Linked DNA regions of Homo sapiens: regions 1 and 3 are each linked to region 2. The links are chromatin loops, found by intact Hi-C in ENCODE. Cell type or tissue: HCT116. All regions are shown on one strand. Region 1 overlaps LINC00707 (long intergenic non-protein coding RNA 707). Region 2 has its middle 6.8 kb from the start of SFMBT2. Region 3 holds the start of LOC105376387 (a long non-coding RNA gene).

Region 1 (8,000 bases), 580 kb before region 2:
ACTGTAATGAATTCGTGGGTCATGAAATCTATTTAATGGGTCGTGGCCAACATTTAGAAAATATAGATTAGACCAGAAAAATATCAGAGTTTTGCAATCTTTCATTTCAGCTACATGTGTGTATCACAGTGTGAAATGTTTCTTGCTACCAAACATTTTTGCAAAATACTAATAGTTCTATTCCCATATCTGACAAATGAAAGTAAGGAGCCCAGAAAAGTACTGTTAAGTATTCTATTTAGAGACACCCAGGACATAAATTCAAATGTCCAGACTTCTGGTTTAGTTCTTTTTCCATTTTGGAGATCTGGAATGATACAATAGAAGGAATAGTGAAGGACATAAGTTCAAGTCTGGTGCTTAAAAACTGTATAAAGTGCAAGTTGCTTACTCCATACCCTTCATTATTCTCATTTCTAAAATAAGGTAAATGAAACTGTCCATTTCCTTACTAGATTATTGGAAGAACTACCAAATACAGATAAAGCAAAAAAATGTCCAATGAAAAAATCTGCAAACCTGCTGTGTGTGTGTGTGTGTGTGGTCTTAATATTACTCTTCTATATTCTTTCCCGTAGACAAAATTTTTTATTTTTTTGATTCTTAATTTCTCCTTTTCTTCTACGCTTTAATGTGTTTCTTTATCTTTGAGCATCATCTGGCAATAAACATTTTTTGGTATTTGCCAGAATGCCATAATTTCCAAAGCATTTTCTCACTTGAAAATATTTAAAAATGCACAACAGGTTGAGGAAAATCCAATATACCATAAATATATCCAATATACCATAAATATATGTGTATTTGGGATATTGGATACATACCAAATATACATATATTTATATTTGATATATTGGATTTTAAATATAGTAAATATATGTTATATAAATATAACATATACCTATATAACATATCTGTTAGGTAAATATACCTATAGGTATATAGGTAAATATACCTATAGGTATATAGGTAAATATACCTATAGGTATATAGGTAAATATACCTATAGGTATATAGGTAAATATACCTATAGGTATATAGGTAAATATACCTATAGGTATATAGGTAAATATACCTATAGGTATATAGGTAAATATACCTATAGGTATATAGGTAAATATACCTATAGGTATATAGGTAAATATACCTATAGGTATATAGGTAAATATACCTATAGGTATATAGGTAAATATACCTATAGGTATATAGGTAAATATACCTATAGGTATATAGGTAAATATACCTATAGGTATATAGGTAAATATACCTATAGGTATATAGGTAAATATACCTATAGGTATATAGGTAAATATACCTATAGGTATATAGGTAAATATACCTATAGGTATATAGGTAAATATACCTATAGGTATATAGGTAAATATACCTATAGGTATATAGGTAAATATACCTATAGGTATATAGGTAAATATACCTATAGGTATATAGGTAAATATACCTATAGGTATATAGGTAAATATACCTATAGGTATATAGGTAAATATACCTATAGGTATATAGGTAAATATACCTATAGGTATATAGGTAAATATACCTATAGGTATATAGGTAAATAAATATACCTATAGGTATATTTAGGTATATAGGTATATAGGTATATATACCTATAGGTATATAGGTATATATACCTATAGGTATATAGGTATATTTACCTAACAGATGTGTCATATAGGTATATGTTATATAGGTATATATTATATTTATATAACGCATGTTATATTTATATAATATATGTTATATACGTATATTTACATATACATGTTATATAGGTATATTTATACAACATAATATAATACATATATTTATATAAATATACATGTTATATATGTATATTTACATACACATATATGTTATATAGGTATATTTACATATACATATATATTATACAGCTACATTTAATATATAAATATACCTATATAACATATATGTAATGTAGGTATATTTATACATATATGTTATATAGGTATATAACATGTTATATAGGTAGATTTACATAACATGTTATATAGTTATATTTATATATACATATAATTTTATATGGATATATTTATACATAGGTTATATGGGTATATTTACATATATGTATATATAACATAGGTTATATGGTATATGTAAATATATGGGTATATTTACATGTACAAATATGTACATGTTATATATAGATATGTATTATATATACACGTTATATATGTATATATAACGTGTATATATGTCAATGTATATATGTATACGTATAGATGTATACATATATGTATACATTATCTGGGTAGATTTACAAAACATATATACTATATAGGTATATTTACATATATGTAAATAATACCCATATACCCATAACATGTTATACGTATATATACTATACATATATATTTATATACATGTACATATGTATGTATACATACATATGTATATATGCATATGTAAATATACATATATTTACGCTATACATATATACATCTATACAGGCATATACATGTATATATGTGGATATACATATGTATATACATATATGTACATATAGATGTATGTATATGCATATATATACATGTATGTATATGTACATATATAATATAGGTATATGCATGTATATATGTCTACATATATGTATGTATACATACATATATGTATACATATGCATGTATGTATATGCATATGTATACATGCATACACATGTACACATATGTATACATACATGCATATACCTATATTATATATGTACATATACATACATGTATATATGCATATGTATATACATATGTATACATATATATGCATATGTATATACATATGTATAGACATATATGTATATGCATACATTTATGCATGTACATGTATACACATATATGCATATATATGTATATACATATATATGCATTTATGGATGTATATATGTATAGATATGTCTATGCATGTAAATATATGTATATATGTATGCGTATATATGTATGCATATATATGTATGCATATATACACATGTATATTATATACATGTATATAATATACATATGTATGCATATGTACATATAGCATATATACATATATGTATAACACATGTTATGGGCATATTTACAGACATGGGTATATATAACATATGTTATGGGTATATGGATATTTACATATACATATATGTATATGTAAATATCCATATATGCATATTTAACATGTATGTATATGTAAATATACCTATATAGCATATGTTATGTAAATCCACCCAGATAACATGTTAATATACCCATATAACATGTTTTGTAAGTATACCCATATAACATATATGTATATTTATATAAATATGTAAATATGTGTATATATATTAAATATGTTATATTAAATATGTTATATAAATATACCTACATAACATATACGTATATGTAAATATACCTATATAACATACAGGTATATTTATATAGATATATAAATATACGTACATTGGTATAAATATATATAAATATATAAATATACGTACATTGATATAAATATATAAATGTATAAGTATACGTACATTTATATAAACATAAATGTAGAAATATATAAATGTACATATATTTATATAAAAATGTATACATATATAAATGTGTACATATATTTATATATATAAATGTATATATAAATATATCAATATATGTATAAATATATGTATATTTATATAAATATACATATAAATATATATATTTTTATATAAATATATGTATATAAATATATTTATATAAATATGGAGATGGAATTTTTTTATCTAGTTCTACAATTTCTTAGTTTGTTTTCTAAGTAATTAATATTGATCAAATTGCTTTTGGCAAGATTATTTCTAATCAAATACATCATTATAGTCAACTTGTCATATAGCAATGTCATGTACTCTAAAATCAGTGATTTTCAAAGTCTACACCTGCTCATTTGGTAAATCACCACACCTCCTGATTCCAGTTATCTTCTTCTTCAGATCACTATGAGACTGGACTGGAACATTACCTTCAGGTGTGTTGCTTCGCCTTTGGAGAATGCCATCTGCCAGATATGGGATCAACCTCTTAAGTCTAACATAGCAAAGAATATCCCCCATACCATTTTACTGAAGAAAAACAACAAACAGCAGTTCCTTCCGCCACACTGGGTCTTAGCACATGCAGAGCTGTGGAGTCCTGTCTGTGCACAGAGACAGGCATTGACAGGTGGAGTCAGCTTCTCCACCACTGACATCTTTCCAAGTCAGTGCTGTGCTATGTCTGCAAATGAGAAAGGGGCAGCCTGGATGATGCTATAATTGGCAGTACCAACTCCATGGAAATATTCAGAGGCTTCAGCTGTCATTTTAAAACTGTCCTTCAGGTGGTGCCATGTCAAAGGGAAGGGACCTGCACGACTGCCCAAGGTTCCAGATACCTTAAGAGTTAAGCAGGGATTGGATGCTGGGGTTCCCGTGTTCATTTGCCCCTTTATTCAACTAGTGCTTACTAAGTGCTTAATGCATCCCAAATTATGGAAGGACCTGGGAACATATGTAAGACACTATTCATGCTTTCAAGTTGCTTGTAGTTTAGTCAAGGAGCCAGCTTAGCATCTAAAACCATGCAACCCCAATTTCTAACCACCAGTCAACTCTCCAGTAAGCCTTCTTCATGGTAATGGCCTTTGGGATGGTGGGGCCATAACGTAGGGTTACTTGGGGAAAGCCAGCACCTTGCACACATCTATCCTGCCCTGTCCCTGAAATCCCCCAGATCCATCCACACATCACAAATCTGCTGCTCCATAAAGAAGAGCCTGACATGGGCTTGTGGAGGAAGCAATTGATCAGAAAGATGCTCTTGATCTAATTTTATCTGTTTTTCTGCCATTGCCTCTTTCCAAATTCTTGCCCATGTGGTTTTCTCTTGGTAATCCATGTGGCCCTGGTCCGGGGCCTCCATATCTCTTGTGACTTAAGTTTAGCTCACTCTCCCAATTTTCAGAGTTTCCTGTCTTTTTCAGCTTGTGTTGAGATAACAGCAACTTGAGTATCTCCAGACGTTAATACTTCCCAATGGGTACCTGTCTTTGGGCTTTATCTCTACTGTCTCTACTCTACATAATTTTAATTGGGTCTAATTTAGAAATATTTTCCTCTATATTTTTACTTTTTATTTTTTATGGCCTCTTGCTTTTTAAAATTTATGGTTATGGCCTGTTTAAGAACTTCTCTACTTTTTACATATTTTCTCACATTTTCACCTCTTTTACAATTTTGCCTCTATTTCAACTGGTATTTATTTTGGCGAATGATAGGAATCAGGGTGGTAGAGTGCCTATAACTTTTTTTCTTCTGCACAGATTGGCAATTAACTCAGGATCATTTCTGGAATGAGCTATCCTTTCTTCAATGATCTAAAATGCCGTCTTTTTCATTTTCTTATTTCTTTTATACATACGGGTCTTCCAGTTCCGTTTCATAGATTACGGCCCTGTGGCTACGGCAAAGCATAGTAACTTTATCATACATTTTCACATCTGTTAAGGCTATTTTCCCCTCTTTGTGTTTTAGTTAGCACATTTATTTTAGTTAGTCAAGTTTTCCCCCAGAAGTATGTTGGGATTTTGAATAGGATTGCACTGAATTTATAGATTGGTTGTAGGCAGGGTTAATACCTTTGTAATATTGGGTTTTTCTTTCTGTAAATGATTTAGATATTTTAATATGACTACATCACCCCCAGCCATATTAATTCCTTTTACGGCCTTATGTCCTTCCTAGCTCTAGTCAGTCCTTTACATTGTGTTATGAATTTGTTCACTTGTTTATTGTCTGTGTCTCCACCTAGAGTGAACACAAAATTTCCAGATTCTAGATCAATGTGTAGAACATAGTAGGTGCTCGGGAATTATCGTTTTATTGATTGAATGAAATAACCTTGACTTCCTAAGGCCTATAGCCCTCAGTTTGAGAAATTCCTTTTTTTTTTTTTTTAACTTTCTTATTTGCTGTTTGGTTCTTATTCCATTGACTGCTCACCCCACTGCCTCATTACCCTTAGCAAGCTGAGAAAACTGGGTTATCAATTCACATGTGTGCTTGCAGCCTTGTTTCACTTGGCTATAACCCCTGTTGGCATTCGTCATCCATCATTTCCCTCCTGCCTTGGGTGTCCCAAAGCCGCACCTGCTGGTTTCCTCCACCTCGCCGCGGTGTCTTTTCAGCCTCCCTGAAGGCTGTTCTGCTTCTATCCCGACCTCAAGCGATGCATCCTGGGGAGAGGTTCCTCCTTGGCTCTGTCCTTGGTATCTCTCCCTCAGAATTGCATCATTTCAATTTCCACCAGATACTGATGACTCACATTTTCTTTTTTGGGCTAAATCTCATGTTTGTTTGTTTGTTTTTTCCAGACACATTGATATGACTACATGCTGGACATTTTCTTGCGGAAATCCAAAAGAAATCCCCATTTTCTTGCAGAAATCTAAAATAATCTCCCCTATGTGCAAGTCAGACTGAGCACCACTCCCAAGACCATGACCTCCCCTGCAGCCCTGCTCCTTCCCACTCACCTCTCCTCTTGAGAAAGCCACCTCCCACCACCCAGTCTGCAGTGCCAGAAAACTGGAAACCAGCCCCTAAGCTGCTTTCACCTTCGGCCCATTTCTCACTAGCCAGCCTCTCCCACGGCCTCCCCAGTTTCTTCAAATACACCCCCTCCACTATTCACCATACTGCCACCGTGATTTATTTACAACTTTTTGTCCGGATTACCTCAGTAGCCTTCTAATTGTCCCCTTTGCATCTAAAGTAGCCCCTCTCATCCCCCAAATCTTACGTCACTCTTCTACATAATTCTGGCTTTCCATGACCCATAAACCACATTTCTCAAGTGTGCTCTATGCTGGCTTGAATATGTTAATAATCTTAATTCTACTTTTAGTGCAATTTTCTTAGAGCTGGCATCACTTTCATCATGACGTGAGAACTTACTAGAGATAGGCAATGATGACTCACAGTCAAGCCACATGTCATATGCTGCAGACATCTGGACTGCTGCTTATTTGCAAATCCTTTTCTTCATATTTTTCTCATTTGTAGCACTGGATCAATTCCAATTAAGAGTTTAATAATGAATTAACTAATGATTTAAACAGGTGGATAAGACTAACACTGAACCAATGATTTTAAGTAAATCTAAATACATAAATCCCCCCAAATTATTAATCTATGTTGTTTACTAAGAAGTGTATTAAAATGATATTGAAAAAGTTTGCTTTGGGAAAGAGCTAGAAGTTAGAAGGTCTAGGTTCAAATCCCGCCTCTACTCCATCCTTGACTAAGATGTTGGACCCATCACCTCAACTTTCCTTGGGTCTTTTTGCCCAGACATGACCCGATGACACAGAGCTTACCTGGACCTCCACAATAGTAAATAGAACAGGGCCAGCAAACCAAAATTTGTTGAGTCCTTTAGAATTAAGTAGCTTAGATAAATTTTCATCAAAATCTTTATATAGTAGGGAATAGAAAAAAGTCAATTCTGTTTTATTTGAGGATGTATGAATATGTTACCATTTTTCAGACTCTGATTTACCTTCCAATTATTGTTTATTGGGGTCATTGTAAATTAGTTATCATTTTTTGAATACACATTCACTGCTGACAAAGTGGTGAAGCCAGAAGTTATGTTTGACCAGGGAAGATTATGACCCTCAAAGGAGAAAAATTCACAGGGGGTAGTTGATTATTGGTGGAATGGAGTGAGAGTGAATTCCTTAAAAGTTTAAACGAAAGCAGAACTATATTCATATCATGGAGGGAACTTAGTTTCTAATATGATGAACTATTGCCCCAAGTCATGACAATACCTTGCTCTCTGGAAGAGAATGAGTGAGTTTTTCATCCGCCAAGATACACACTCTATATTTCCAACCATCACATCTGCCTTGCAGGCTGACTGAACCCAGAGCAAATCAATCACAAAAGTTAATCCAAAAGACTTCCCTTCAGCTGCTGGAAATCAGTCATCACA
Region 2 (8,000 bases):
GATTCCCTGAGGCAATTCAAGTGGCCCCTTCATCCCACTTCAATACCTTTCCACTTTCATTTTTATTTCAGAACCAGACACTTTAGGGATATATACCCAGATGTAGGTTGCACCCTAAATCAATTAAAGGTAGGAAAAAATTCCACATAGTCAGCAAAGGATAACGCACTGACAAAAATTGTGACTGCTTTTTTAAAGTAAAGAAGGCTTATGCACTCCAGCTCAAACAGGGTCATGAAAATCTCATTATCAACACAAGATTTTTCTCTATACTGTTAATATTTACTAAAAATCTTGGCCAAAATAAGCCTTTGATCACACTAACTATAGATATTATTTCACTCCTAAACTTTGCTTAAGCCATGAATTTCATCACTCTACAGATCAAGTTATCCCTTCACAGGGACTTTGGAATTCTTTAACATAAATGGGGCTAATTGGTTAATTGTAAAATATTTAGATGCTATTCCATTTGTCTAATGATACAGCACAAATTAGAAATATAAAATAACAATTGAAAAGTTTTTGTCTCATTTTCCTTATATTCCTAAGCATTACATCACAAAAACTATTGCAGAGGAGTTGAAAAATTATATGTGTACTATTTATTCTCTTTATATTTAGGACATGTGATTACTTAAATCTTGTTGCATTAGTCGTACCCAAGAAAAATGTTCAATTTGTACATACCTAGTCCATGTTTAAGTTATCACTTCCCACTGGGAAAAGGAAATGAACCAAAGAAAATAGAAGATAAACCATTATGCTTTCTTAATATAGAGACTCCCTAATGAACCATTAGACATACTAGCCTAACAGGAAAGCAGAAGGAGGAGAAAAAGAGGCCAGAACCAAATATTTGAAGAATTTGTACAACCTTCTCTTTACTGGAGCCTTGAAACCAAAACTTGTTTTTTCTTAGGCTACATAAGATAGTATTTTTCCATCAGGATCCTAAGGTCACAAAGAGTAAATCTAAATACACTCTGTCTTTTATTTTTTCACCTTTTTTCCTTATCTTCTATCCCCAATTAAAGCACTTAATGGTTAATGTATTGGGAGTCCAGTGACCTCAGTCACTGCTTCATCGCTAATTATCTGTGTGACCTCTGTAAGTCCAGTGACCTCTCTGAGCCGTTCTTTCCTCTTGGGTAAAATGAGGGGATTGGACTAGGTGTTCTGTGAGGTCCTTTCAGACCTAAACAGTGCTAAGCAATCTACCCCACCTCAAAGCCATAAATTGCTTTATATGGTATTCTGCCAATTTGATATAGCAATCAAATTCTGAGGTCACAGAAGATAAAAAAGAATTAAGTAAAGGAATTTGTAGGGAAAGGGTATTAGGGCCTTCTTTGCCTCACTGCCCTTCAGTGAAGGTACCATTCAGGTCATATTTTTGCCTTCTTTTGATTATTATTGTGTTTTTGCATTTACTGTATGAGTTTTGTGTTGCCCATAAAAGTGTGGGGGCTCTGGTGAGTGTATCTATGACAGTCCTTCTGAGAAAAGCCTGGGGTTATTGAGATGGCTTGTGAAAATAACTAGAGTTCTCAGTGAGTGTAGTGATGTGTATTGGTTCAAAAAATATCACCACCTAAGAGAGCACCTTCTCATACATTTATAGAAATTTCAGAAACACACTATTGCGATTGACTCTTGTATAATTTGAAGGAATTTCAAGCTTCCTTGACAACAAGAGAAAAAAATAATAGGGTACAGGGCATATTTTTAAAAGTACATGAAGGCCGGGCGTGATGGCTCATACCTGTAATCTTAGCACTTTGGGAGGCCAAGGCAGGTGGATTGCCTGAGTTCAGGAGTTCGAGACCAGCCCAGGGAACACAGTGAAACCCCATCTCTACTAAAAATACAAAAAAAAAAAAAATTAGCCAGGTGTGGTGGCATGCTCCTGTAATCCCAGCTACTCGGGAGGCTGAGACAGGAGAATTGCTTGAACCCAGGAGGCAGAGGTTGCAGTGAGCCGAGATCGCGCCATTTTACTCCAGCCTGGGCCACAGAGCGAGACTCTGTCTCAAGAGAAAAAAAAAAAAAAAAAAAGGACATGAGGTCTGAACTCTCCTAGGACATTTATTGAAAGAGCCGACGTGGTTTGCTTGTGGATGTTCCAGTTTTGACTAATGGCTTCTTTCTCCACTGAGAAGAACATCATGACAAAATTCATTCCCAACTTCTGTGGCTGCTGGCTTGTACATCTGGATGCATGGTATCACGCCCTTCATTTGTGAATCTTACTGTGTATTAGGCATAATATTTTAGACTTTGTGGCCTCAGTTCCAGCCCTTTTGAGAGCTGCAGTCCAGAGAGATTAAATGACAGAGGCCTTTTAAAGGACAGAGTTACCGAGCAGGGACTGGCTCTCAGGCCCTTTTAAAGACAGCAAAAATGAGACAGAGGATTTATTTAGTATCTACTTTGCTCCAGACACTATTCCAGGTATTTTTTACATATATGATAACATTTCATAACTCCTAGTCTGTATTATGTGTAATATCCCTTTTAAATGGTTTGAAAATATGTTTTAAATGTATATTTCTTTACACATAAAGCTGAGTCCTCATCCACTGTCACTGTCATTGAAACACAGGTTGCATCTCGGTTTTTTCTTGTGGAACTTGAGTTGTCTGGAACCATTTACACTTTCTAATTTTACCCCTTTATGACTGAGGGTATCTATTGGCAAAAACACACACACCCCAACTGGGTGCAGTAGCTCACACCTGTAATCCCAGCCCTTTGGGAGATTGAGGCAGGAGGATCACTTGAGCCCAGGAGGTGGAGACCAGCCTGAACAACATATCCAGACCCTGTCTCTACAAAAAATAAAAATTAGCTGGGCATGGTGGCATGCACCTGTAGCCCCAACTCTTCGGGAGGCTGAGGCAAGAGGATTGCCTGAGCCCAGGCAGTAGAGACTGCAGTGAACTATGATCATGCCACTGCACTCCAGCCTGGGTGACAGAGCAAGATCATGCCTCAACAAACAACCATAAACACAGTGCAGGTCAGAGATGTGGGTCTGTGACCCTAGAGCAGTATTTCCTCTGTGAATGATAACTGGCCTGAATGAGGTTGAATTTGACACCATGTAAAAGCATCAAGAGTCCCATTGAATTTATACTGCAAAATAGACTAAACAAACTAAAACAAGCGACCAAAAATCCCACATGAAAAAGCACTTCCATGAATAAGCACAGTGGACAATTTGTTACATTCACCCACTACCTTAATAAGTGCCCGGCTATGGTATACAAGAGGAGAGATACCAGTATTAGGGAGCTGGACTATCTCAGCTTTCATGTAGCTTCAGCATCGCCATCCTATTTGTTTTCACTGTGTAAGCTGCTTTAGATGATCTTAGTACAGAATAAATCATTATTATCATGATCAAAGAAGTGATAGTTAGTAGATCTACAAAGACTTGATTTGCAGTGCCATCTACTGGAAACAGACATTGACTTGCTTTTAGATTTTTTAGATAGTTTTTTGTTGTTGTTTATTTTATTTTTTTAAATAAAGAACGTTGAAGAATACAGATATCAGTAGTAAGGGAAGAATTTGGTTCTTACTATATTTGATTATAGATGATGGCTTAGAAGCCCTAGCTACAAATAAGCTGAATTGTATTCTTATCAAATCATTCATCCTTTGAATGTTAGACATAAAGAGTACTTACATGTTTCTTTGAAAAGTAACATTGCTTCCTTTTCTTAAAATGAGTCACTTAAACCAGTTTTTAATATAGCACTATGGTTTTTTTCTTATCCCTTTAAAGATTGATTTTTTTTAACCCTTGTAAGTGCCTCTGAAATGGATATCGTTGCTGAATTCTTGAAGATTTTCATTTTAATTTCATACCTTGGGGATGGGGGAAACTCAAAAGATTTTTCAATCAATTTTTTGAAGAGAAACTTACATAAATTAGATATAGAGGAAGATTAATGAAAAATAAAAACCAATCTCTGCTTACATTTTTCTCATTCAACAAATATTTACTGAGGACCAGATGTGTGCCAGGCACTGTTGTAGGATCTGAAATACAGTGAACAAGACAGATGAAGCCCTGTTCCATGACACTTATAGTTCATCAAGGACAGATCAACACCAAAGAAATGAATATCTAATATGTCATGTGGATGTCAGTGCCATGGAAAAGAGTAAAAGCAGGGGGAGGTACAGGAAGTGACAATGACAAGTATGGTGTTGGGGGAGGATGACGTTTTTTATGAAAGTGGGTCAGGGAAGTGGCATTTGAACAGAGAGCTCCAGACAGCAGGAAAAGTAAGTACAAAGATCTTGATATTGTCTTGGCTCCATTGGAAAGAAAGAATAAATTATACAAAAGTTTGATGATATTTAACACCACAGGCATAAGCTATTAACTTGTAACTTCTAACTTAAGCAAGAAGTGCCAGTATTCCCAGATGGGAGAAAACACAGAGTGGTCAGTTCAAACACATACAGCAAATCCAAGCGTTCTCCAAGGGATCAAACCCAGTTTCCCTGAATTTAATTAGATTCTTAGGTTGAATGAGCCACAAAGGTCACCTGGTCTGCCATCTCTCTCATGCCCAACTCCCCTCTACATTATCTATATTAGTCTGTTTTCACACTGTTATAAAGACATACCCGAGACTGGGTAATTGATTTATAAAGGAAAGAGGCTTAATTGACTCACAGTTCCGCAGGGCTGGGGAGGCCTCAGGAAACTTACAATCACAGCCGAAGGGGAAGAGGCATGTCTTATATGGTGGCAATAGAGACAGAGCGAAAGAGAAAGAGAGAGCATGTGTGTGTGTGTGAAGCGAAGGAGGAGAGCCCCTCATAAAACCATCAGATCTGGTGAGATCTCACTATCACGAGAGCAGCATGGGAGAAACTGCTCCCATGATCCAATCACCTCCCACTGAGTCCCTCTCTCAATACATGGGGATTATGGGGATTGTAATTCAAGATGAGATTTGGGTGGGGACACAGCCAAACCTTATCATTATCCCTACAAATGACCATGCAGTCTGCTTGAACACCTCACTCTTCACTCCCTCCAGAGATAGCTCATTCCACCTTTGACTCCTCTTGGCAAATTCATCCTTACACTGAACTGAAGCCATTTCTCTGTTCTGTGGTGCTTGGGTGGCTTGCATGGCAATGGAGGAAGGCAAAAGTGTCACCCTCTTCCTATTCCTCACTAGACTGTGGCCTCTATGATCAGGAATCCCATGTAAACGTCCATGTAAAGCTGGCTCTGTAATGGACTTGAAATGAATCCATCCATCATCATTCATCACTCTGATCTCACCTACATAAAAACTCCTCAAGCACAGGATGGTTAGTGGAACTGTGTTTTCTCTATGTCTTTAAACCAATGGAAACAGAGCAGCTCACGCAACTGAAAGACCCCAATGTTTAAGTGCTCTTATTCACCTTTCATTCCTTTCTTGGTTTGCAGTTATGCCGAATCAGAAATCAATTCCTTAGGGATAGCACAAATGAAAAAATCTAGAAAATATACAAATGCATCTGAGCAAACAATAGAGTACACTTGCTAATGACACAATTCCTTAAGCTATGGAATTCATTACAACAGTTAACATTGATTGAGCACATACTCTGTGCCAAGCCCTCTTCCAAGAGCTTTATGTATCCTACCTCATTTAACCCCACAGCAAGCATGTTTAGTAGGCAGTGTCATTGTCCCCACTTTATAGACAAAGAAACTGAGGGAGGGGCTGAGAGTGATTAAGCCATCTGGTTGTGGATACCTGACTAGTAAGTGTTGGAGCCCAAACTTGAACTCAGCCAGTCTGACTCTAGAGCCTGGGCACGTTTTCCCTAAACTCCATTCCCACAGTTTATGATAGTAGAGATGCCAGAGACTAAAGATAATGTATGGGACGGAAGATTGAAGGAACATGGATCATTTAGCAACAGAAGAAAAGGCTAAAATGCAAAGGAGGGCCAGGGCAAGCTCATGAGCAATGCCAATGCTAATTTTTAAAAATGGGTTGAAAATAGAAGGAATTGTGACTGTGGCCTGAATGGAACTAAGTTTGAGAATAAAAAGTGATGAGGATATTTGGAATGGGATAATAGCAACAACAATACGACACTACATGCCAGGCTCTGTACCAAGTGCTGATGTTCATTTGTCTTAATTTAACCTCATTGAATCCCAGGAGATAGTTGCTGTCATCATACCCACTTTGCAGATGAGAAAACCACGAGCTGGAGGAGTTACGTAGCTGTTTGACATAACCAGCTAGAGAGTAGCAGAGCCATTATGTCAGTGGTCCAGTGAGCGAGCAAAGCTTTATCAGTATTTACGGCCACTCCTCATTGCTCCCATTACCGCCTCAGCTCCACCTCCTGTCAGATCAGTGACGGCACTGGATTCTCATAGGAGCATGAACCCTATTGCAGACTGTACGTGCCAAGGATCTTAGTTGCGTGCTCCTTATGGGAATCTAATGCCTGATGATCTGAGATGGAGCTGATGTGGTGATGCTAGCACTGGGAGCAGCTGCAAATACAGATGAACATTAGCAGAGAGGTCTGACTGCACAGAGACCATAATAAATCACTTGCAGACTCATATCAAAACCCTATGGGTGAGTGGCAAGTGACAATTAAGCTTCATCTGGTGGCAGGCTTTACAGGTGAGTTGATATACTTCAATCATACAGCTGCATCTGGTGGCCTTATAAGTATGTTTGAGACAACTTCAAATCTCCATACATTCTGGGTTAAAGTCAAAGGGGAATATCCTCAGATTGCCACAAAAGCACTGAAGAGCCTGCTTCCATCTACAACCCCCTATCTTTGGGAAGCAGGGTTTTCTGCAGTGACAGCCACCGAAATGAGATTATGGAGTAGGCTGGACATAAACAACACACTTTGGGTGTCACTGTCTCCCAGATGGGACCATCTAGTTGCAGGAAAACAAGCTTACGGCTCCCACTGATTCTACATCATGGTGAGTTGTATAATTATTTCATTATATATTACAATGTAATAGTAATAGAAATAAAGGGCACAATAAATGTAATGCACTTGAATCATCCCAAAACCATCCCCCACTGCCCATCCATGGAAAAATTGTCTTCCACGAAACCAGTCCCTGGTGCCAAAAAGGTCTAAGACCACTGCATCACGTTACATGGCACATATATGTTCTCATGTTCATGTTATTTAAGAGTCAAAATCATTCGTGTTGATTGAAGTTTGAGCTACCCTAAGGCATTACTAAAAGCCAGTGGTTATTATCTTTTTACAAAATTCACCAGAGGCCTTTGGAAACCCCCATGGTTCTGCTGGATGCACATGTGCACCATGAGGCCGCATGTTAGAGTGGAGAGAGCCTGTACATGGAAGACAGATGATCTTGGACTTAGATCCCAGCTTTGCCATTATTAGTTTTGCTTCTTCCCTCTCTCTCTCTCTTTTTCCCTGTCTCTTCCTCTTCCTTACCCTCTTCAGTTTCCTCTGTTTAAAAAAAAAGGACTAAGAAAACTTACCCCTACCCTACCCACCAAAATATTATAAAGACTAAATTTCTCTTTCAGAGAGGGAGGCTGGCACTTAACAGAGGCTTCAGAAGTATGACCTCCTCCATCTCCCCATCTACTCATCTGCCACCTGTTCAAAATACACATCGTTCGTAGCATTTTAGTATAAGCTTATAGTACTCTTCAATATGCGGCCAATAATTCTATATTGATTATAAATCAGATCATATCCCAGATTTGTTTTCTACATTTCCATGGACTTGCACCCTCTGTAATTGCTCTTTCAGCCTTCCCTTCTGGCTTTTTCTATTTTCTTTGTTTTATTAGTCAATAGTTACATCTTCCTGACAATGCAAATAAAATATTCCAAACAAGAATGTAGCTAGCAGCTGATTCATAAGATATTAAAAGGCCTTGAGTCATATTGTACTCATTGAAAACAAAGCCTTCACATATACCAATGCTTTATTACTTTCA
Region 3 (8,000 bases), 300 kb before region 2:
GAACAATCTCCTAGGGATGTTGCAAGAATCAAAAAAGCTAAGGATGGTCGAAGTGCTTATAACTATTAACCACCATAAATCCTCAATCAGGGCAAGGAATGATCATCAGTCAAGGGGCATACACAAGTAAGAACAGAATCATCTTTAACCTGAAATTCCTCTTTTTAAATGGGAAACAGTATATACTTTTCTGGGTTATTGATTATGATTTCTATATTTTCAGACCCCAAAATCAGATCAAGTGCTTTCTGAAGTTCACATTACTTCTGAAACAATGGAACAAAGCATTTTAAATAAACGTGACTCAGACAATTCAGAACATATGGTCGTCATAATGTGTGTCCGTGTTGAACTATCCCTGAAAAGAGCATGGAGCACTAAGCATTTAACAGTAAATGAATTACTCACAATCACATGAAAATATATAGACCAAGAAACAGTCTTGCATCGAACACCATCAGTGCCTTAAATTTAACTACTGGGGCCAACCTCTTGTGAACAGACAGATTTGCATCTTTTTTGTCTTACCTGCCTAGTACAAGGCAACAGGGTATAACTCAAGCCAGAGATTTATTTTGAATAAAACAATAACGAAAACTTGCTATCATAATCATTTCAGAAGGGGTGGCCCACTGCAACAGAATTCCCAGCTTTCTAGGTCACCCATTGTTCTTGGAGAGGTGGTGAACTTTACTGCATTTTGGAAAGAACAAGAAGTGTCCTCAATGCCAATTCTCAGACATGACAAAAACACTAGTAACAGTTTGTCAAGAGAAAAACACACCATGACATAAACATTTATAGATAAAGTTTTTGCTAAGGTTTAATATTATTCTAAACATATTTCAAGGGTTTCTTTTAAAATGTATGTTTGGGGGGATTTCTTTTCACTGATGTGTGGGGAGGCTGAGCTCCATGCTCACCTACAAGGGAAGAGAAGGAGAAGTACACTCTTCAACTTTCAGAACACAATAGTAAAGCTTCGAGCACGGAATAAATATTGAAACGAATTTTCACACTGGGAAATCTACTCACAATAAGTAAGTAGGATGGAGAAGGAAATGAAAGGGCCCCGTTTTTCAGCGTCAACACAATACGTACAAATCCTCAGGCTCACCAGATGAATCTTTGTGCAGACTGTGTCGCTTGGGTGTTAGCATGGAGATGACAGAGAGTGATTTTCAAAGAATATGTACAGCCTCTGCAGCCTAAATTGAGTGGAATAAGATCTGAGTGAAAAGCAAGCGCAGTCAATAATAGCCAGGGCCGGCCATCGAAAGCTTCTCAGAGGAGAACCCAGCGGTGAGTAAGAAGTAGAGAACATTCTTACCTCGCTTAATCCCCCAGACCACGTTCCAGCCATCTGCTGTGGAATTACATTCAAAACTAAAGTAGGTCATAGAATTGTTAATGAGAACACAGGAACTTCAGGGTTCTAGAGATCTATCCTTCAGTTTCTTCTTTTGGAAAATGAGAGGCTCTTAAGTGCTCCCCTCAGAGGATTTTTGCAGGGATTGAATGAGCGAGTCTGTACAAAGCACTGGGAATAGTGCCCGGCACAGAGCAGGAGGCTCTCCAGGGTGAGCGCTCTGTTTGCACTCATGGCTTTCATTGCCACCCTGATTGCTGTTCTTCACCTCTCCCGGCCTCCTGTCTGCAGAGGGCTTGGTGACAGCCACAGCCAGAGGTTCCTAGACTTTTCTTTCTTTTTTTTTTTTTTTGTTTTGAGATGGAGTTTTGCTCTTGTTGCCCAGGCTGGAGTGCAATGGCATAATCTCGGCTCACCGCAACCTCTGCCTCCCAGGTTCAAGTGATTCTCCTGCCTCAGCCTCCTGAGTAGCTGGGATTACAGGTGCACGCCACCACGCCCGGCTAATTTTGTATTTTTTTAGTAGAGACAGGGTTTCTCCATGTTGGTCAGGCTGGTCTCAAACTCCTGACTTCAGGTGATCTGCCTGCCTCAGCCTCCCAAAGTGCTGGGATTACAGGCGTGAGCCACCGTGCCTGGCCCATAAATTCACTTTTCAAAATAGCTAGGGTTCTTTTATTTCTTCAAGGCCAACTTTGTGTAGACTACATTAGCACATATAGGTAAACTGAAAACCCCACTGAGGAATGAGAGGTAGACTTGGTCATAAATGTCAGGGGGTACTGGAAGGCCCTGCGAGAGCTTCAGCAGGAAGGATCTGCCAAACCCAAGTTGATGAAGAAACCTAGCTATCATCATGGAAGTCAAGAAGATTTAATTAGGAATCCACACTGATTTAGCAGGACGCTGATCATGGCAGTCTCTGCTGCTGTGGATCTGAAAATGGCTCTTCGTGTTTTACATCCCCGTTCCCACCCCCAGATGTCTACTGTGAAAACTGCCACTTTTCACCATCATTTGTAACACCTGGATTATCAGACGCTATCTTTTCTGAAAAGCAGCCTATATTTATTTCGGTTGAGTTTGGAAAATTTCTGGTGAAGAACTTTATCAATGTTGTCACCAGTATACCTTATCACCTTCAAGCAAATTGCCAGGCCGATAGGGTGGGGTGGATTACCCAGGAGCCCTCCAGCTGAGCAGCTCTAAAGTTGGAGGAGACTGGCCAACAAGACTCACCAAATTCTTATCACACGCTTTGTTAGTAGCAAGGAATCAGCATGTTGAAATGCTGTTACGATTCATGACTCACCTTCACAGCCTCCATTCAGACCTTGAGAAACGCTTCCAAAAACTGCAGGAATGATTTCTGAAGGCTGCTCTGGCTATACTTTTTTGTTCGTGTCTACCAAGAGTCTTTTCCAAGCCGCATTGCGTTCATTATTGAACAAGAATTCCCTGTGTTCCTCAAGTTCCCATGAACAAACAAAGCCCCTATAGCATTGTCATGGGAACCTACAGAAAAGATCACAGCAGTGGTACTTATGAAGCAACTCTTCTAGAACCATCTGATATTGACTATTGAGCTGCTTCTCCCGAGAACGTCGTCAAGGCCACGAAAGGAACAAACAAAAAGAACTCTTTTATTTCTGGTCATAGCGACTGCAGCACTGGAACAACCTGACATACATACACCCACTTGAAAACATTTTGTAATTTGTCCAGTTAAAGATTCCACTTCTTACGTTTTTTAGGTGTGCCCAGCTGAGCCACTTACTCTAACAATATTTTTATGGTTTCATATAACCATCCCCTATCACAAAGGTGTTGCTTGAATTTCAGTACAGGTATTCGGGCGTGTAAAACACAGAAAGAGAATTGCCAATCTTCCTGTACACTCCAGGCATCAGCACCTTGAGAGAAAAGCTCATTAGCAAGAAGAGAGGAAAATCCAATTTCCAACATGTAGTCTTTTGGCTGCAAATGTTGATAGCAATTTCAGTCATTAGTCTCTTTCATAAGTGCTGAAATCATTATAGTAACAGAATGGCCAACGGGCAACCTCACCTCAGGCTCATTCTTGCAACCGCTACCTAAGCCTGATGATTTCTCTTTCAAAATAATTACAGGAGCAGCCATGCTGGCCATGAGGAAAGATGGGACCTTACACACTCACTCTTCAACCTGGGCCAAGAAAGAGTCTGCTTTATTATTCTTTTCTGTTAGGATCAAGGAATATGGTTTTTTGTATGTTTGTTTCTGCAACATAGAATCCCCATTGGCTTTTAGAAGAATTATTTGCTCATAAAGGGAAGGAACAGGGTAGGAGCAAACAACGTTGTTTTTTTTTTATTTTTGGTTGGCAATATCTTTCTAGCAGATTTTGCAGACTTACAGACATGCCTGTGAGAGCCAATATCGTGTGATGGTTAAGAGTGGGTTTTGTTTTGTTTTGTTTTGTTTTGTTGTTGTTGTTTGAGACGGAGTCTCGCTCTGTCGCCCAGGCTGGAGTGCAGTAATGCGATCTCCGCTCACTGCAACCTCCGCCTCCCGGGTTCAAGTGATTCTCCTGCCTCAGCCTCCCGAGTAGCTGGGACTACAGGTGCCCGCCACCACGCCCAGCTAATTTTTGTATTTTTAGTAGAGACAGGGTTTCACTGTGTTGGCCAGGCTGGTCTCGAACTCCTGACCTCATGATCCGCCCACCTTGGCCTGCTGGGATTACAAGTGTGAGCCACCACGTCCGTCCAAGAGTGGGCTTCTTAGAGTCAGCCAGCCCTAGGTTTGAGTTCAGGTTCTCCCCATAATAGTTGCATCTTCTTGGGCAAGTGATTTAATGCTTCTGCACCTCCCTTTTCTGAACTGTGAAATTAGTATACAGTAGACCCTGATTCGTAATGTTGTGAAGATGCAATAAGTTATGCATAGCACCTGGTACATGACGAGCACTCAATAAACAGCAGCTTTTATCACTGTTATATTTATAACAGCTTCCGTCGTTCCTGTGGCAACAGCTGCTCAGATCAGAAATCTATTGCTTCTCTGATCTTTATGGGGGGATGGGGGTCTTCTCACCCGACACCTCTAGAGGGCAGCAATGCGCAGTGACCTTCGATGCTCCCTAATGGGAAATGAAGTCTACTGAGCTCTTCAGGGAAGTTTACTAGGAGTTTTGATTTGTTCTGTTTGAGATACCAAGACAAACAAACCTGTATGACACAATTAATGTCATAGCCTTGGGGATATAGGTGGCATTTCAACAACGACAAAAATGTAACATTAACAATAATATAATTAGAGTACCATAATTGAGGGCCTGCTCTGCAACAAGTATGATACTACTTCATCACTAGTCCCCACAACGACCCTGCAAGGTTGACATGCTAACCCTCATTTTACATGTGTAGACACCGAGATTCCTAGATGTGAAGGAATTTTCTTTTTATAAGGATATTCTTGATGCCAAAAAAAGAATGTGACCAGGCACAGTGGCTCACGCCTGTAATCCCAGCACTTTGGGAGGCCCAGGCGGGCAGATCACCTGAGATCAGGAGTTTGAGACCAGCCTGGTCCAACATGATGAAACCCTGTCTCTACTAAAAAAATACAAAAATTAGCCAGATGAAACCCCATCTCTACTAAAAAAATACAAAAATTAGCCAGTCGTTGTGGTGGGCCCCTGTAATCCCAGCTACTCAAAAGGCTGAAGCAGAAGAATTGCTTGAATCTGGGAGGCAGAGGTTGCAGTGAGCTGAGATCACGCCATTGCACTCCAGCCTGGACAAGAGAGCGAGACTCCGTCTCAAGAAAAAAACAAAACAAAACAAAAGACTGGAATGTAGGTCTGTCTGATTTAAAAACTCAGGTTCTTTCTGTTCCACTGCATTGGCGGTAGAGTTTACCAGTCGTCTTATGTTAAGTTGCACCACAGTGACAAGCAACCCCAAACCCTGGTGGCCTGCAGTCACAGAGGGTTATCCTCACTCATGCTGTGTGCCATGGATCTGACGATCCAGCTCTGCTCTGTGCGTTCTCGATTCCAGGAGCCAGCTGGAAGAGCAGCTACATCTGAGACTTAACTATTCTGATGGCAGAGAGAAAATACCAATGACGGAGGCCCCTGCTGACTCTTGGTCAAGTCTTTTATTCATTCAGTCCTTTAAAAATACATTTATTAAGCCACTGTATGTACTACCACAGTCCCTCCTCTTATGTAGCTTACAGTCTTATGCAAACAATCAACTTGTTAAACCTATAAGGTAAGTACATTAAAAGAAAGTAACACTGGATCATGAGGATGCATCACGGAAGAATTTCATCTGGTCTCGGTGGGCAGGGAAATAGCATCAAAGAAGACTTCTCCAGAAAAGTGTCCTTTGAACTAAGATCTAAAGGATGTATAAGAATTAACTATGCAAAGGAAGCCAAGAAGGCAGAGAATTGCGTGTGCAAAGGTCCTGTGGCAGGGAGAGGTTGATTCATTCAGGGCACTGGAAAAGAAAAGGCAGGATCATGGGAGTAAAGTGAACAAGTGGTGGGAAATGGTGTTGGGGAAGCTTTATGGGCCAAGGCTCTTGGCCATTTCCTACATACCTGGGAAGCTGTTGAAAGATTTTAAGTCATTCAACAATATTTACTTTCCTAGATGGGGAAAATATTACCTTCTAGGTCAGCCAACCTCGTAAGTAGTGATGAATTAATTACTAAAAGTGGACTCTAGTAATGGCATCTGATGGAGACATTTTGTCGGGCAGTATTGATACTTCCTCAACATAATTACTGAGCCATTGAGAAGAAATATATGTGCTTCTGGGATAAGGCTGTACTCCTCACATAACTTTAGAAAGAAGGGAGAATGTAAAAGATCATTTGAAAGAGGCAGAAATGTAGATGGTTTCATCAATTACTTGATGGAACTTCAATCCCTTTTTTTCAGAGTTGGATCACAATGTATATAAAACAGTGCCCTGTGAAGAGGGAATTTTTGTAATTGAGTCACACACCTGCTGTTCTTTCTAGGAGCCAATCGACTCCATGAGAATAGAGTAAAAAAGATACGTGCTACCAGTTTGATATTGGAAATTTTGTGAAGTCTAATCTAAAATAGGCTTCAAATTCTCCCCTACTCCAAACACACCCCTGCTACGACCCATGATTCCACCTGATAAAGATTAGAGAGTTAAACAGAAACATATTTTCATTCTTTCTTCCAAATACCAACACCTGGACCCTTCCATGAATTTATCTATTTGTAGGGTAAGGCAATCACTTCCCTTAATCTTACAAAGCGGCTGTTCCAAGACATTAATTGCCCTGTCATTTATATGTCTCAAAATGGTGCCATTTGACAATGGCACACACTTGAATTTGTTTGCTGTGTCAGATTGTGTTCCACTGGTTACCACTTTGCAGCAGGTTTTCTAGATGACTTTCATGGGTTTGTAATACACAAGTGCTATTAAAAAGTTCCCTTTAAGAGAATCTCTGCTAGTCATCATCATTAACCAGCCCCATCACAATCAATACACTACCCCCATTGTGTACAGAAGTCTTGAGAATTTACATCAACTCGCAGTTTCTAATCCCAAGCTTCAGTCTTGCCATCAGCTGAGAAATAAATGCATACACATACACATAATGTTTATTTGCATTAATAATGAAAAATGACTAATGCTCACAAGCAACCGTTTGGAATCAAGACACGCTTCCTGTTCAAACCATCATATGTTCACTCAGCTTTGTCGGCCAGTGATAGAGCAATTTTGAGGGTTTTATTCCGTTAGCTGACAGCTCCCCAGACAGACTACACAGCCATCTGAAGTTTCCAAATAAACTAGCAGACCGTTCTTGAATGGGTTTTTCACATTTCTTTCTTTCTTTGGATTCAGAATGAGAATGGCTTTCCCATGACTTGCTTTGAGGGCTAGTTTGAGCTATACTTCCTCGGGGCTACAAATGTCCACTATCATGAAGTTCATCACACCCAAAACCTCAGTCGAGGGAAAGGGACTGGAGAAAGACTTTGTTGACTGATGAGCAAAACTTAGATCCATGTCAGGGAAACAGATGGCATCACCACAGTCAAAACCTCCCCTCTATAATCACTCATCTGAGTAAATATACAAGAGTCAGTAGCAGCAGACACCTTTGCAGAATTTACAGATGGGAAACTCAAGGAGAAGGTTCAGTAATGTGTTTGATGTCCCACATTGACAGGGTTTAATGCTAGGACTGTCACCTAGGAGTCTGTGTACCTAATTCATTCCTTAATTACCTACATTCTCTGAGCTTTAATTTCTTCATCTCTAAAATAAAAGCAGTAAAATTGAACCTAGTGATAACTTGATAAGAAGTAATGATAGGATTCAACAAAAGCCTCAGTGCAGCATGTGGTGCACCATGAGCAAGCAATCCACATTAAATCCCTTCCATTCATTACAAAAAAGGATTCATATCACACATCTTCCAGAACAGGTGCAGTCTGAAGTGATATTGCTTGCTTCAATTATACCAAATTTGGAAAAGAAGTCAAACAGCCAGCTTTGAAAGGGAAGCATTTTAAAGGAATAATGATCCAAATTGGAGAAAAGAGAAATGAAACAGTAAAAATGTCTATGTGAGCACTATATAC

Evidence for each region. A loop is a pair of places that touch in the nucleus more often than their neighbours do. Peaks named below come from ENCODE experiments on the same cell type or tissue, not always from the same donor. Only the 100,000 strongest peaks of a DNase experiment are listed, where the experiment ranks them.
Region 1: it touches region 2 in a loop (10-fold over the local background); 21 of 110 quality-filtered maps call a loop at or near these places.
Region 3: it touches region 2 in a loop (5-fold over the local background); 61 of 110 quality-filtered maps call a loop at or near these places.

What each region holds. Positions count from the first base shown.
Region 1 is chr10:6,834,016-6,842,015 of GRCh38, forward strand. LINC00707 (long intergenic non-protein coding RNA 707) reads left to right here. Exons shown (of 5, transcript NR_038291.1): 4 at 3,959-3,993; 5 at 6,376-8,000. The region is part of intron 3 of LOC105376387 (a long non-coding RNA gene); the gene reads right to left. Among named protein-coding and RNA genes, the nearest start is that of LINC00707, 58 kb to the left of the region's middle. In HCT116, a CTCF peak has its summit at 4,350; a DNase peak (open chromatin) is centred at 4,335.
Region 2 is chr10:7,413,810-7,421,809 of GRCh38, forward strand. No RefSeq gene overlaps it. Among named protein-coding and RNA genes, the nearest start is that of SFMBT2, 6.8 kb to the left of the region's middle. In HCT116, a CTCF peak has its summit at 3,463 (motif pointing left); a DNase peak (open chromatin) is centred at 3,472; H3K27me3 peaks cover 2,204 bases.
Region 3 is chr10:7,116,950-7,124,949 of GRCh38, forward strand. LOC105376387 (a long non-coding RNA gene) reads right to left here and starts at 1,520. Exons shown (of 5, transcript NR_188183.1): 1 at 1,331-1,520. In HCT116, a CTCF peak has its summit at 4,453 (motif pointing right); a DNase peak (open chromatin) is centred at 4,482; H3K27me3 peaks cover 1,162 bases.